2 separate regions of the Homo sapiens genome follow, and region 2 is linked to region 1. Evidence: chromatin contacts called from ENCODE Hi-C data. All regions are on one chromosome and are shown on one strand. The core of a region is the stretch at or near the end of the contact, and the rest is flanking DNA. Distances in the headings are between cores, read along the strand shown. Region 1 holds the start of MNX1 (motor neuron and pancreas homeobox 1). Region 2 holds the start of RNF32-DT (RNF32 divergent transcript).

Region 1 (6,713 bases), core at 4,201-6,700:
TCCGTGGAGGCTGGAGGCTGGGCTCTGGTAAAGCATGCAGGCAGTGCTCTCAGCCTCGCCATAAAGATCTCCTCTTTGCAAGACTCACGTAGCACTGTGGCCCGCAGGCTAGTGTCTATCTGGAGGGTAGTTCTGCTGCAGCATTCTGGGAAAAGTCCAGCTTATGCATGTGTTTGGTGGCTACCTTTTTTCTGCCAACAGTCTGCAGAGGGCCCTGCGTGAATCTGGAATAAAATAAAACAAAATAAAATGTTTGTAGCAAAGAGAAAAAGACTCCAGAGAAGGCTTTCATTTCTGTGGAGGGTTGTTATTCCCCCAAAACAATGAAAGGGGCTCAAAGGAGCCTCTCTTCCCTCCCAAGGTTTGTTTCTCTTTATGACACAAGAAGCTTCGAAGAGGCTGGAAAGGATTTCACCTTGTGTCAGAAGGAGACCTGGGCCAGAAGCTGAGCCCAGGGTGGCCAGGCCTGTCCCTTCCCTTCAGGGTCCAGGGAAGCTGGGAGGCTGCCCAAGGTCTGGAAGGAAGCAGAGATTTTTGTCTCTGGAGGAAATTTCCAAAAATAGAAGGCCCCTGGGTCACTGAATTTGACTAATTTAAATCCTGTGGCATCTCCCTAACTTCTCGCCAAGCCCCCCTGGTAGGGGCTGGTTGTTTGCAGCCAGGGCTGGGCTCAGAGGAGAGGGTCAAGCCAGTGACTTGGGGTGTTCTGGGGGGCTCACATTGCCAGTGCAGCCTGGGTGGTGCTGGCCATGCGAGAGGAGTCGGGGTGAGGGTGCCCTCTAAAATGGCAACAGGAAATCCAGGTTGCAGGGAGAGGCTGAGGAGGAGGGGCTGAGGGAGAAAACCCATAGAGCGGAGCACACAGCAGACCTGGGCCCACCTCAGGCCCCGCCTCGGTTTGAGGGTTTGAGCTGCAGGTCTTTGGGTTGCTAATCCTGAGCCTACCCTTTCCAGACTCCTTTAAGGCCCAGCTCCCAGGGGCCATAGAGGAGGTCAGCAGATCAAAGGACAGCATGAATGACTTGATGCCTTTGGCCCCCATTGCTCTGAAGGGGCTGGGGTTGGTGGGGGGACCTGAGCAGATGTCCCCAGCTCCGGTGAGCCTAGGCCCTCTCCACAGATTCTCCTTCCCTCTGAGCTCCAGGAAGGAGGTCGGAGCATCTCCCAGCAGTTCCTGCTCTGACCCTCTGGGCTCCCACTCCAGCCTAACTAAGCTACTTCCTGTGCCAGGGGCAAGTCCCATCTCAAACTCGTGCTTAGGTCCCTCCGGCCAGTTACACAGCATCTTCATGCCTGTTTCCTGAAGAAAGCCTTGACAGTTTACATTGAAACGGAACTGCATGAGTCCCCGAAGACCACATGGCTTCAGCAGGACAGGACTAATGTGCCTGGGCCCCTCTGCAGCCAAGTCCTCTCTGTTGGCCCTGGGCTTCAGTTTTGGAAATGCAAGATCTGCCCCCTGCTTCAGCCACCCAGTGCCCTTCCAGGCAACTGCTCCATTTCACATGGAAAAAAAGCAATATCTAAATGATAAATAAATGCATGATACCTGCCTCGCATCTTGTGAATATGTGAATGTACAGGTTTTTTCCCCAGTCCTCACGGGTTCCCAGTTGTGTGTGTAAGTCCAGATGTAAACAGACACAGACTACAACGGCGTTTTCTTTTGTGATGGTTTGTAGAAATCACCATCTCCTTCCCAAGTAGTGGAAGGAAGGGCAGCTGCAGGCACTCTTCAGTTCCTTAACAGGAGGCCTGTAGAAAGCAGGCTCCCGCGCTGGGCAGGGAGGAGCTGTGGTGGGGGCCAGCTGATTAGGGTGCACCAGGCCCTCTCTGCCTGTCTTGAGAAACCAAGAGCTCCAGGGAGAACTCTCCAGGGCTGAGTTCTGCCCCTGGGGCCGCTGGAGAGAAAACTCACCTGGAGACTCAGGTTTGGTAGCACTACTAGGATCAGACCTTTGATCTCTCTTTGTGGCCCTTCCCAAGACCCAAGCCCAGCTCCAGACTGCCCCAAAGCCAGCTGGGCTGGATCAATACAGATACTGGGAACAGGAAGAGACCCAGCAGGCTCCGCCTCACACATTGTAAACCACACAAAGATCCACACTTCCCAGATAGCTCCCTCTCTCCCCCACACCTGCCTCTCTCCATGCAGCTTTACAGAGAACCTCCTTTTTATATTAACATATTCTTAAATATAAGCAGAACATCTGATCATTTTAAGGCCCTATAGCTCCTTAGAGTCCATTTGGTCCAACCCCTGCTTCTGTAGACAAAGAAACAAATCCATCGAGATAAGGAGCTTCAGATTCCTGAAATGGCACCTCAGCCAGAGGGGCGGTCCGGACAGGACGCAGGGCTGCTAGGCTAGGCCTCCTCGGACAGCCTTGCACAGCCCCACAGGTGGTACAGACACCTGAAGGACCTGCACACGTGTTGTCCTGTCTGTGTTTTCAGGGAGGTGTCCTCAGCAGGTCTCAGGCAGAATAGAAACATGAGACAGGGTGTGAAGGGGTTTTGGACCATGGTTATTACAGAACAAAAAGGGGTGAAATTAATTCCTCTAGGAGTTAAAAAAAAAAGCCAGAAAACACCCACTGTGATTTTGTTGAAGGAGATGGCTGATGTCATGAGTCTAGACTACACACCCCATCACCAACTAAAATCACCCTGGCAGTGTGTATTTTTGGTTGGAGAGAGGAACAGCATCTTCTCCAAGGTCCATCCTGGGAGATTTCTTCTGCAGCCACTCCCTTCCCCCAGCTCCCTAAATCATTGACCTCAGGACCAAGCAATCTGCCCCCAGCAGATGGGGGTGATGAGAAGAGAAAGGCAAGTCAGCCTTGGTGCCAAACCCCTGGAGGAGGAGGCCAAGGCTGTGTTCTCTACCCTGGGGAGGCAGAGTCACAGCTAGGGCTTCCTGCCTGGGACAGGTGGCTAAGAATCTCTGGTCTCCTTTACAATCCTTCCCTCCCCAAAAAGAAACAGATGGGATGGGGACTCAGGGCTAGGTGTACCTGAAAGCTTTGAGGGCAGCAGGGTGGGAACAGTGTGGCCTCTGCAATCAGACCTGGTCCCACTCCCAGCTCTAAGGCCAAACTGTCTGCTGGGAACAAGGATCCCAAACTCTCTGAACTTGTACTCTAGAAAATGGAGATGATAGCCCGGGCACGGTCGCTCATGCCTGTAATCCCAGCACTTTGGGAGGCTGAAGTGGGTGGATCACCTGAGGTCGGGAGTTCGAGACCAGCCTGACCAACATGGTGAAACCCCATCTCTACTAAAAACACAAAAATTAGCCTGGCCTGGTGGCACATGCCTGTAATCTCAGCTATTGGGGAGGCTGAGGCAGAAGAATCGCTTGAACCTGGGAGATGGAGGTTGCAGTGAGCCATGATCATGGCATTGCACTCCAGCCCGGGCAACAAGAACAAAACTCCATCTCAAAAAAAAAAAAAAAAAGTGGGGGGCGCCTGGCGCGGTGGCTGACTCCTGTAATCCCAGCACTTTGGGAGGCCGAGGCGCGCGGATCAGGAGGTCAGGCGATCAAGACCATCCTCGCTAACACGGTGAAACCCCGTCTCTACCAAAAATACAAAAAAAAAAAAGAAAGAAAAGAAAATGGAGATACGGAGATGATAAAAATCTTCCTTCTAGTGTCATAGTGAAGATTACGGATGAGAATTGCAGAAAGCTCATAGCACATAGTAGGTGTTCAAGAAATGCGCGTGTTTCCCTCTCTCCAGTGAGAGGTAGAACTGCATTTGTGTCACCACAAAGACATCTAAAGGCACGACAAACTCCATGTGAATGCCTGGGATTTCTTTTTACCAGTGGTCGGCTCTGCAAAGCCAGATCACATTTACTCCAAGTTGCAGTTACTCATCCATTGCCATCCTCCTAACCTTCCAACCAGTCCTGTGCATCTGGGAACTACCCTGTGTTATAATGAAAACGATACCACTCATGGCAACAGAGTCACTGTCATCAACTCTCGCCTAGGTCAAAAGCCTTTTGAGGAGAAGTGGCAAGGTCTCTATATTTGCCTTTTTAAAAATCCCTCTTGTAGCAACCTGGCGTGCTAATTTTGAAGTTTACCTGGCACTGAGTTTCTCTTTGGCTCTCTCCCCTCTCCACAGCCCCTTCCGGTCCTTTATTCACCTCTCACCTGCATAGCAAGCCCTGGAACCTGGAACTCCCTCCCAGTTCTCACGCTTGCTGGGGAAGATAACTGGGTCTAATGGCGCTATTGACAAAGCCTGGTGTTGATGCCGCTTGACTTCCCGACCCCTGTGTGGATTCTTTCAGCTTCAAAAACGCCCTTGGAAGTGGTTTTACTGTAAATATTTGAAGTGTGCGTGTGGGGGAGGGGTGAGACCTGGATGCTCACTCCGTGCCTCGCTCACTCACGGGAAGCCCTTTCCTCTCCACTTCCCAGGAGGCCCCGGCAGCACGAGAGACATAGCCTTTCCCCGCTCCTGCCCGGGGACTGGCCGGGGGTCGCAGCGGCAGGGCTTCCGAAGGATGCCGGGCCCCACGGGTTTTTCAGGGCCGAGGTGTGTGGGCCTTGACTCCCGCAAGCCCATGGGCATCCCTCGGCAGCGAGGAAGAGCCTTGTCACCGAGGACCCGCTCCACTGAGCAGGCACGTGGGCGACGTCTGCAAGCCGACTTGGGTTCTGCAGGCCAGAGCGCCCAGATCTACCGTCTCCGCCTTGACTGGGGCAGGGGCTCCCAGAGAGGATTCGTGGAGGCCAAACTCACACTCACATGCGCGTTTACACCCCCACACCCCCGCACACACACCTGAAAATGCGGGGCCTTCCCATAGCAGATAAGGTTCGACCTGCAGAGCTTTGGCCACGGGGACAAAACCCTCCCCTGCTGCGCCCTGGAGGCCCGAGAGCAGGGAGGGCTTGGGAAACACCACGGTCTTCAGTGCGCTGCCGTCGCCTCGCAGAGCGGCCAGGTCTGCGCAGCGTGGGCGCTCAGGAGCGTGGAACCACCGCGCTCCGCAAGGCAGACGTGGACCCACTCCAGCGCCGACAAGGAGGCCGGAGAGGACGCGCGCAGCTGGCTCCAGGGACCAACCAAGTCCGGAGGGGCCCACGTGTCTCGGGAGCGGGTCTTGGGCCGCCGCGGGGCTCTCCAGGGGCCCGGGGGTTGCCAGTGCCCGCCGTCCGGCTCCGCACCCAGGGGAGGGCGGGCAGAGGCCCCAGGTTGAGCCTCGGAGTATCCACTCCCCGTTGGTGTCCCCGCCCGCCAGCGCCGCGCAACAGCCCGGGCTGCTTAGGACCTCGCGGCGCGGGGGCGGGGCGGCGGGCGGCCGGGACGGTGACAGGTGCGCCCCTCGGCCAATGGCGGAGCCCGCGGCCCTCCCCGGGCCCCCGCTGCGCGCGCCAATCGGAAGCCGCGCTGAGCTTCAAGTGCGCGGAGGGGCGCGGGTCCCCACCACGGCGGCAGCGGCCTCCGCGCGGTCGCCTGAGGGCTGCAGCGCAAAGAACCGGGCTCCCGGGCCCGGACGCGGGGAAGCACTCGCGTGGGAGTTTGTGCGAGCGCGGCCCGGGGCGGGGCCCGCACGGAGGAGGCGCCGGGACCATGGTCACCCTCGGCTGAGTTTCCGGCGGCGACTTTGATTATTGGCAAATAACCACCATAACAATACCGAGCCCCCGGGCTTGCACCGCACGCACTGACTCCGCGAGCCCGCACACGGCCGCGTCGCCCGCCACCGGGCCCTGAGCGCCAGCCCCAAACGAGCCGATGGAAAAATCCAAAAATTTCCGCATCGACGCCCTGCTGGCGGTGGACCCCCCACGAGCCGCCTCTGCGCAGAGCGCGCCGCTGGCCTTGGTCACGTCGCTCGCCGCCGCCGCATCTGGCACCGGAGGTGGCGGCGGCGGCGGCGGGGCGAGCGGCGGGACTAGCGGCAGCTGCAGCCCCGCGTCCTCGGAGCCGCCGGCTGCGCCCGCCGACCGCCTGCGCGCCGAGAGCCCGTCGCCGCCGCGCCTGCTGGCCGCGCACTGCGCGCTGCTGCCCAAGCCGGGCTTCCTGGGCGCGGGCGGCGGCGGCGGCGGCACGGGCGGCGGGCACGGGGGGCCCCACCACCACGCGCATCCGGGCGCAGCGGCCGCTGCCGCCGCCGCCGCCGCCGCCGCCGCCGCTGGGGGCCTGGCGCTGGGGCTGCACCCTGGGGGCGCGCAGGGCGGCGCGGGCCTCCCGGCGCAGGCGGCGCTCTACGGCCACCCGGTCTACGGCTACTCCGCGGCGGCGGCGGCGGCTGCGCTGGCGGGCCAGCACCCGGCGCTCTCCTACTCGTACCCGCAGGTGCAAGGCGCGCACCCCGCGCACCCCGCCGACCCCATCAAGCTGGGCGCCGGCACCTTCCAGCTGGACCAGTGGCTGCGCGCGTCCACCGCGGGCATGATCCTGCCTAAGATGCCCGACTTCAACTGTGAGTACCCTGCGGCCCCCGTGGATGCGCGTGGCGGGAGGGCCTCGCGCATCCTCCACCGGCACCGCCTGCCCCTCTCTGCGCTTGGCTCCCAGCGAGCGGGGGAAGAGCTGCGAAGCCGCCTCGGCTCTGCCCGGGGCCTGCGAGGACTCGCCCGGACCCCCAGGCATGAGACGGGCAGCGAATTATTAAAATGGCCATGCGCAGGCCTTGCCTTCTCTTCCTCTCTTAACGGGAAGGGGCAGTTGGAGGTGTGAGAC
Region 2 (6,708 bases), core at 1,120-3,619, 370 kb after region 1:
TCTAATGTTGTTTCCCTATAACGCTGATGAGAAAAAAAATTGATCCCCAGCAGGGGCCACTGTCTGTTTGGAGTTTGCACGTCCTCCCCATGTGCTGTGGGTTTCCTCCAGGTACCCCGGGTTCCTCCCACATCCCAAAGCTGTGCACGTGAGGCTCACTGGGGCGTCCCCGTCTGAGTGAGTGTGAGTGTGCCCTGCCATGGGATGCCGTCCTCTCCAGGACTGTTGCCCGCCTTGGTCCTGAGCTGCCTGGATGGGCTCAGCCCCCTGCCACCCTGAACTGGAATAAGCAGGTTGGAAAATGAAAGGATACAAATTATTGTCAAATAAAAACTCGTAAAGCATACGGTATTCACACAGAGATGCAGGACAATACCCGATGCAGTAAGAAAGGCCCAGCGGGCTGAGAAGTGGCTCCTGTTTGTTTTGAAACTGCATGGTAGGGGGAGGTGCTTCAGAGCTTTGGCTTGGCCAACATTATCTTTAACACAGCCCCTCCACAACCCGGTCACTCATGGATTCACCAGAAATTGGGTAATGATATTTCTTAAATGTAGAGCTCATATGTACTTCAGTGTTTCATATTAGAAGTGCTTTGGTCTTTATTTAGAAGTTTGGCGATGTTTTTGTGACCAGGAATGTGCTGTGGGAACTTTCCTCTTATTTATATCAATTAACCTATGGTGAAACTGGTTTCCTTGTACACTGCATGGCTTAAAGCTCCAGTTTCTAAGAACCTATGGATGATGTTAAGTGAAGACTTACTGTGTTGAGGGCCTAACTCTAAAAATAGAAAGAAATTAATCCAAAATGTATTTCTAAGGACTAACACTTGTATTAAATTACTCCAACCGAAAGAACAAACTCACTAAGGCGTGAGTGGAGAGATAGAAAAGCACAGTGGAACCAAATCTCTGAGATATCCAGGGTTAGAAGTAAAAACGTCAGTCGCTGCTCAAGTCCTGGAGGCTTTGATGATGGTTCTTACTACAGCCCTTTTCTGTTCCCGTTCAATTCTGGCATCAAGAGATGTTTGAAATAAGTTCCACCCTGTATCTCATCAAGACAACTGAACTTGGAGAAATGGTGGAATTTAAAATACTGAAAGATCACTGCCAGAATTTTCTCAGTTCCTGCTTCCAAAATGCCTATAACCTGCAGAAGATACAGTTTGCATCACACTAAAAATGGTCCGGTCATAGCTGCAGTCTGCAATTTAATCTCAAGTTTCTACACAGTAGACCACTGTCATTAATATCAAGGTAAGAGCTTTTAAAACCTATACTCTCTTAAAGTCCTACGGTATCATTAAGTTTTAGAGTTTAAAATTCAGAATTTAAAGGTATTGAAAACCCTTCAAGTACCTACTCCAACTCCACTTTATAAATGAGAAAACCAAATACCAGGTGAGTCCTTCAATATATAATGAGCCTGCGGCACTGGTAGGGTTAGAAACGTAACCCTTGCCCAGTATTGAAAGCTAAGATTAACAGGAACCCGTTGCTTTGTAAATCCCAGTATTAAACGCTCAAGAGGCAGAGCTTGGTGGCAAAAACGATCACTGGGGTGCCAAAGCGAGTAACCTCAGCTAATTAAACACGCTCAATAAAAATACACGAGACCAAGCCTACGACGTAAAGATGCAATCCTACGTAGGGTCTTGGTGTTATCTCCTGCCTTCTGAACCCCGCTGACCGTTTTCTGAGGTTCCACTCATGCAGGAAGCGCGCGGTGACGAGGCTCCAATTCCTCTCAAAGCTGACACCACCCTGCACCTGGGGCCCCTGATGGCAGCCGGTCCTACCGGGTTCTAAAATTACCGACGTGGGATCACTGTTCTAAGGCTTTAGGCAGCCGTAAATTCGTACCCCTCAGATAGAAGGAGCTGTGGAAACTAACCAGGACCCCGAGTCCCCCAAGGAGGCTGCGCGCCGCTACGGGACCCGACCTCGCCTCACAGCTGCGGCCATCGCCGGCCCGGCTCGGAGGAGGCGAAAGCGAGGCCGCGGACGGCCCTCACCCCGAATCCATGGACCCCGCCCGCCTGGCGGGCCACCCTTCTTTCCGTCCCTCCCCCGAAGCCTCTCCGTGCCTCGACTCCTCCGCGAACACCGGAACCCAGGGACGTCTGCCCCTTTTCCCTCAGGCAACTCCCTGGCCGCCCACCGTTGCCGTAGCAACGCCCGCCTCCGCGCTCGCTCCCCGCGGGCTTGCTCACCAGCCCTGCCCCGCCCCGCCCCATACTGCGCATGCTCGCCAGCCCCGCCCGGCCCACATTGCGCATGCTTGCCAACCACGCCCTGTCCACACCACACTGCGCATGCTCGCCGGCCCCCGCCCCGCGCACGGCGTCAGCGTCTAGACGCAGGTGCGTTCCCGTCGAGGCTCGCGCAGCGGGCGTTTTTGGGGATCGCCTGGCGGGGGTGTTCGGGAGCCGCGGGCTGAAGCACGGGGGCGTGCAGGCGCCCAGGCCTCGTGTAGTGAGGGCCGAGCCCCGCGCCGGCTTCGCTGTAGTCCGCAGCCCCCGGCGGCTTTGTGGGCGCAGCCACGCTCCTCAGCCGCCCGCCCACCTGGGCCTGGGCCCCGGTTGTTTCCCTGCGGTGGCTGTGGTCGTTCCCGTTCCAGGGTCTCGAGCGCACCGCCCCTTCGCTGCGCTGTTAGTCGAGGGCAGTTTTCTGGGGGATCCCCCGATCCCCCCGCGCCGCTCAGGCGTCTTGGCTCGCGGAAGCGCAGGCGCCGACTGCCTGGCGTCGTCCGTGACTCCTGGCCCTTCTCTGTGGATCCCTTTGCTTCTCGTTGCGGGTTGTGTTTCCTGCTTCGTGGGCCTGGCCGTTTGCGTTTGGATGCAGGCCCGGGTGAGCCCTGCGTGGCCCGCTGGCCTTTTCCTGCTCCCTAGGTGACTGAGCCGCGTGTGTGACACATCGGAGTGAATTGAGGCAACGCGTTCCTTTCCAGGCTTGCAGCGGGCGGTGTCGTTCACGCTCCTGAGCAGAGCCTTCCGGTGCTTTACTCGACGCCACAAATAGTGCAGGGTTCCTCCCAGGGGCTGTCGCGAGCTAGAACTCTTCCCCGCCCCTGTGAGCTCGGGCTGTTCTTCCTCCTCCGCGTGGCTCACTCCAGCCTCGGATGTTTCCTCGCTGCACAGACCTGCTCGGGAAGACTCGAGAAGGCCACCCCAGGACTCCAGCTCTCCCCGGAAGGGCTTCCCCTCGGATTGCGTCTTGGCCCCTGGAACCCTCCCTCTGTATCCTCTGCTGTTCCTCTCTTGGCCTCCATTTGGGTTGTGGCCTGGATACTCTGGCTCGCTGCTTCCCTTCTCTTAAGGATCACAGCCCTGCACTGCCTGTCGTCCGGTGCCTGGAAACCATTGTATTTTTTGGTCTGATTTTGTAGTTGTTTGAGAACTTAAGTCTGGTCCCTCACACTCCATGCCCAGAAGCAGAAATGAGTAAAGTTTGTTTTATCTTTTCTTAATATGACAATTATTGTGTTGGTTCAACTTATGTTGTACTTTAATTAGAAGAAATTTGGCCGAAAATACAAGGAAAATATACAAATGCAAGTAATTTTTTTTAAACTTCCCTGAAAGCAGGGTCTAAAGAAATTACCAACCAACTTAGACTGGATCTAGAAGAAAAGGAAGGGTCTTTGCAGTCTTAGGACTCTTCCGTTCCGCGACGTAGGTGTTAGGATAACAGCCATAAATGGTTGTAAGACTTTGGGCTCAGATAAGTAGACTTAAGTTCAAATTTTGACTTATTTTACAAGTGTGTGATTTTTGGCAAGCTCATCTTCCTAAACCATGAGCTCCTTATTTGTAAAGGGGACATTAGCCACTCTCCAGCAACAGCCCTGGTACTTCTTCAGTCCTGGGATGGGACGTATGATTAGCCTAAGCGAACCAGAAAATCCAGGCCCGTGACCAGTGACTTGATCAGGGCTGGCGATATATCTAGGTAGGCCAACCAGGTGGACTCAGTATTTTTGTGGGTGCTACTGGAAAATTTATTTAATTCTAACTGAATGTAGAAACAGCAACAGACATGAAATGGCAGTTGTATTGCTGTCTTATCATGAGGTGAGGGCCTGAAGCTATGGTAGCCACCCTGTGAACCTTGGAAGGAGGGTTCTACAGGAACTGGCAGAGCTGAGACTGGGACGCAACCCATGTCCTGGTGACGTATTTGAGTCCTGAGGCTGGCCCTCCTGTTAGTCTTTTCTCTTACTGGCTTCAGCCAGATGGGGTCTGGTTTTCTGTTACTTGCAACAGGAAAAATTGGAATGATATCTATGCATGCTATTACCGCCTTATGGCTGTGGTGAGATTAAAACATGATACTGTGGGTGAACTGCTTAGTACAGTGCCTGCTATTCTTTATGTTGGTTTTAAGGTATTTTTCTTGAACTTTAAAGTTCTAAGAAAAATTACCGTTTTAAAATTCCTACCCTCTGTTCACATGTTTAAATTTTCATGATAGTTTTTCTGTCTGCATGTTTTCTATTCAAAATAAATTGGTCATTCTTCAGTTAGCCACGAAGAATATTGTGAATTTTTTATTTTTAAATTTATTTTTTATTGATACATATTAGATGAACATGTTTTTGGATAACGTGATAATTCGATAAATTCATAAAATCAAATCAGGGTAATTGGGATATCCATCCCCTTAAATATTTATCTTCTATTTACACTAGGAACATTCAAATTATTCTAGCTATTTTGAAATGTGCAATCGATTTGTGTTAAGTATAGGCTTGACTGAAAATTTAACCTTATTGCTTTCTAATTCTTGACAAAAACAAAGCTAACATAGTTGATATTTGAAGAATACATTCATTCTTCAAGATAGTGTGTTCTGTTGAAATGAGTTAGATGATCAGAATGCAACATTCTTGGATAGGGATAATTAAAAATATAGTCAACCTATCTTGTCCCCAAAACCATGTTATCAATGATTTGTATTTTAACATTATGCCTTTTGTTTTAAAAAAGTTTTTTTGTTTTTTTGAGATGGGCCTGAGAAACTGCATGTATACAAAGCATGTTTACATCTTCAGAAAACTGCTATTGAGTACATTCTCCATGGTGCTGTTCAGTGCCATTTGTGTAAGCACCCACATGATTGTTTTAGAATTTCAAAACCACTAATTGAATGTCCTAGGAATAGTGGAGACGGAAGAGAAAATTAGAGGTGCATGATGTTAAGGATGTTGAGGTGCTTAGTCACAAGGAGAAGGGCACCAGTGTACTTGGCTGATTAAGATGCACTTCTGTACTCCACTGTGCTTAAGAAGAAAGCTGCGGGTGGTACTCTAAGAGATCTGTTGTATAAACATTATCACAAAAAGAGTGATGATACCTGTGCTTATCCAAGGAAGAGCAGCCCAAGATGGATGGCAATAGCGGACTATTTAAGTGGAAGACATTGATATGAAGGGAAAATCTTATATTTTGCTTGTGTAGAGCGCAATTCACAGAAAGTGTTCAAATACTAGAATAGGCAGTTGGAGTCCAGCTTGTGGAAGATGGGGTTTTCTTCATGATGACACTAGAGATCATGATATTGGATACTAGTGCTGGCCCTGTATTTTTATTTATTTATTTATTTATTTATTTATTTATTTATTTATTTATTTATTTTGAGACAGAGTCTCTGTTGCCCAGGCTGGAATGCAGTGGCGCCATCTCGGCTCACTGCAACTTCTGCCTCCCAGGATCAAGTAATTCTCCTGTCTTAGCCTCCCGAATAGCTGGGATTACAGGTGCCCGTCACCACGCTTAGCTAATTTTTGTATTTTTTAGTAGAGTCGGGGTTTCGCTATGTTGGCCAGGCTGGTCTTGAACTTCTGACCTCAGGTGATCCGCCTGCCTCGGCCTCCCAAAGTGCTGGGATTACAGGCGTGAACCACCGTGCCTGGCCTATGGATTCTTAATGTATCATACCCATAATATTTGAATTTGCCCACCTGCCTAGTCTCTAAACACTGCACTAATGAAAGCCTAGGCAGGGTCAGAATGGTTCTTAGTTCAATATCCTTCTCACATTTTAGTATCTTAATGCTCTCACATTTCTCCTTTGTTATGTACAAAATATTCTCAAAGCCTACTCAGTGCCTATTTGACTCTTGTCTCTCTTAACACAGTCCTTGACATCTAAAACAAACCTAAGGAGCAGAAATTGGTGGCATGGGGTTCATCTTTAATTTAGTTCTCAATTTTAACCTTCACCAAAACCATCTCTCCATTTATTTTTCTTAATCTTCTGTATTACCTTTAACTTTCTACTCACACTTGTATATTTATTTATTTATTTATTTTTTCTTTCTTTATTATTATTCTTTAAGTTTTAGGGTACATGTGCACAATGTGCAGGTTAGTTACATATGTATACATGTGCCATGCTGGTGCGCTGCACCCACTAACACGTCATCTGGCATGAGGTATATCTCCCAATGCTATCCCTCCTCCCACACTTGTATATTTATTATCAATTTCTATTCCTAACTTGCTGATGTGGTTTGGCTGTGTCCCCACACAAATCTCACCTTGAATTGTAGTAAGTAATCCCCATGTGTCAAGGGCAGGGCCAGGTGGAGAGAATTCAATCATAGGGACAGTTTCCCCCATACTATTCTTGTGGTAGTGAATAAGTCTCACAAGATCTGATGGTTTTATACATTGGAGTGGCCCTGCGCAAGCTCTGTCTT

The links. A loop is a pair of places that touch in the nucleus more often than their neighbours do. Pooled maps may share reads with other maps.
Region 2: a loop to region 1 is called in a pooled map, with 8 times the contacts of the local background. The contact joins the promoter of RNF32-DT here to the promoter of MNX1 in region 1. A Hi-C loop is called at or near these places in 14 of 37 single-sample maps with no recorded cell type and 6 of 50 pooled maps.

What each region holds. Positions count from the first base shown.
Region 1 is chr7:157,009,400-157,016,112 of GRCh38, reverse strand. It overlaps MNX1 (motor neuron and pancreas homeobox 1), which reads left to right and starts at 5,450. Exons shown (of 3, transcript NM_005515.4): 1 at 5,450-6,453. The coding sequence starts at 5,763. It overlaps MNX1-AS1 (MNX1 antisense RNA 1 (head to head)), which reads right to left and starts at 5,256. Exons shown (of 2, transcript NR_038835.1): 1 at 4,806-5,256; 2 at 1-224. RefSeq lists silencers at 5,039-5,648, 6,159-6,228, 6,239-6,288.
Region 2 is chr7:156,636,196-156,642,903 of GRCh38, reverse strand. RNF32-DT (RNF32 divergent transcript) reads left to right here and starts at 2,369. Exons shown (of 4, transcript NR_026865.2): 1 at 2,369-3,956. It overlaps RNF32 (ring finger protein 32), which reads right to left and starts at 2,130. Exons shown (of 9, transcript NM_030936.4): 1 at 2,093-2,130. RefSeq lists a silencer at 2,230-2,539 and an enhancer at 2,108-2,699.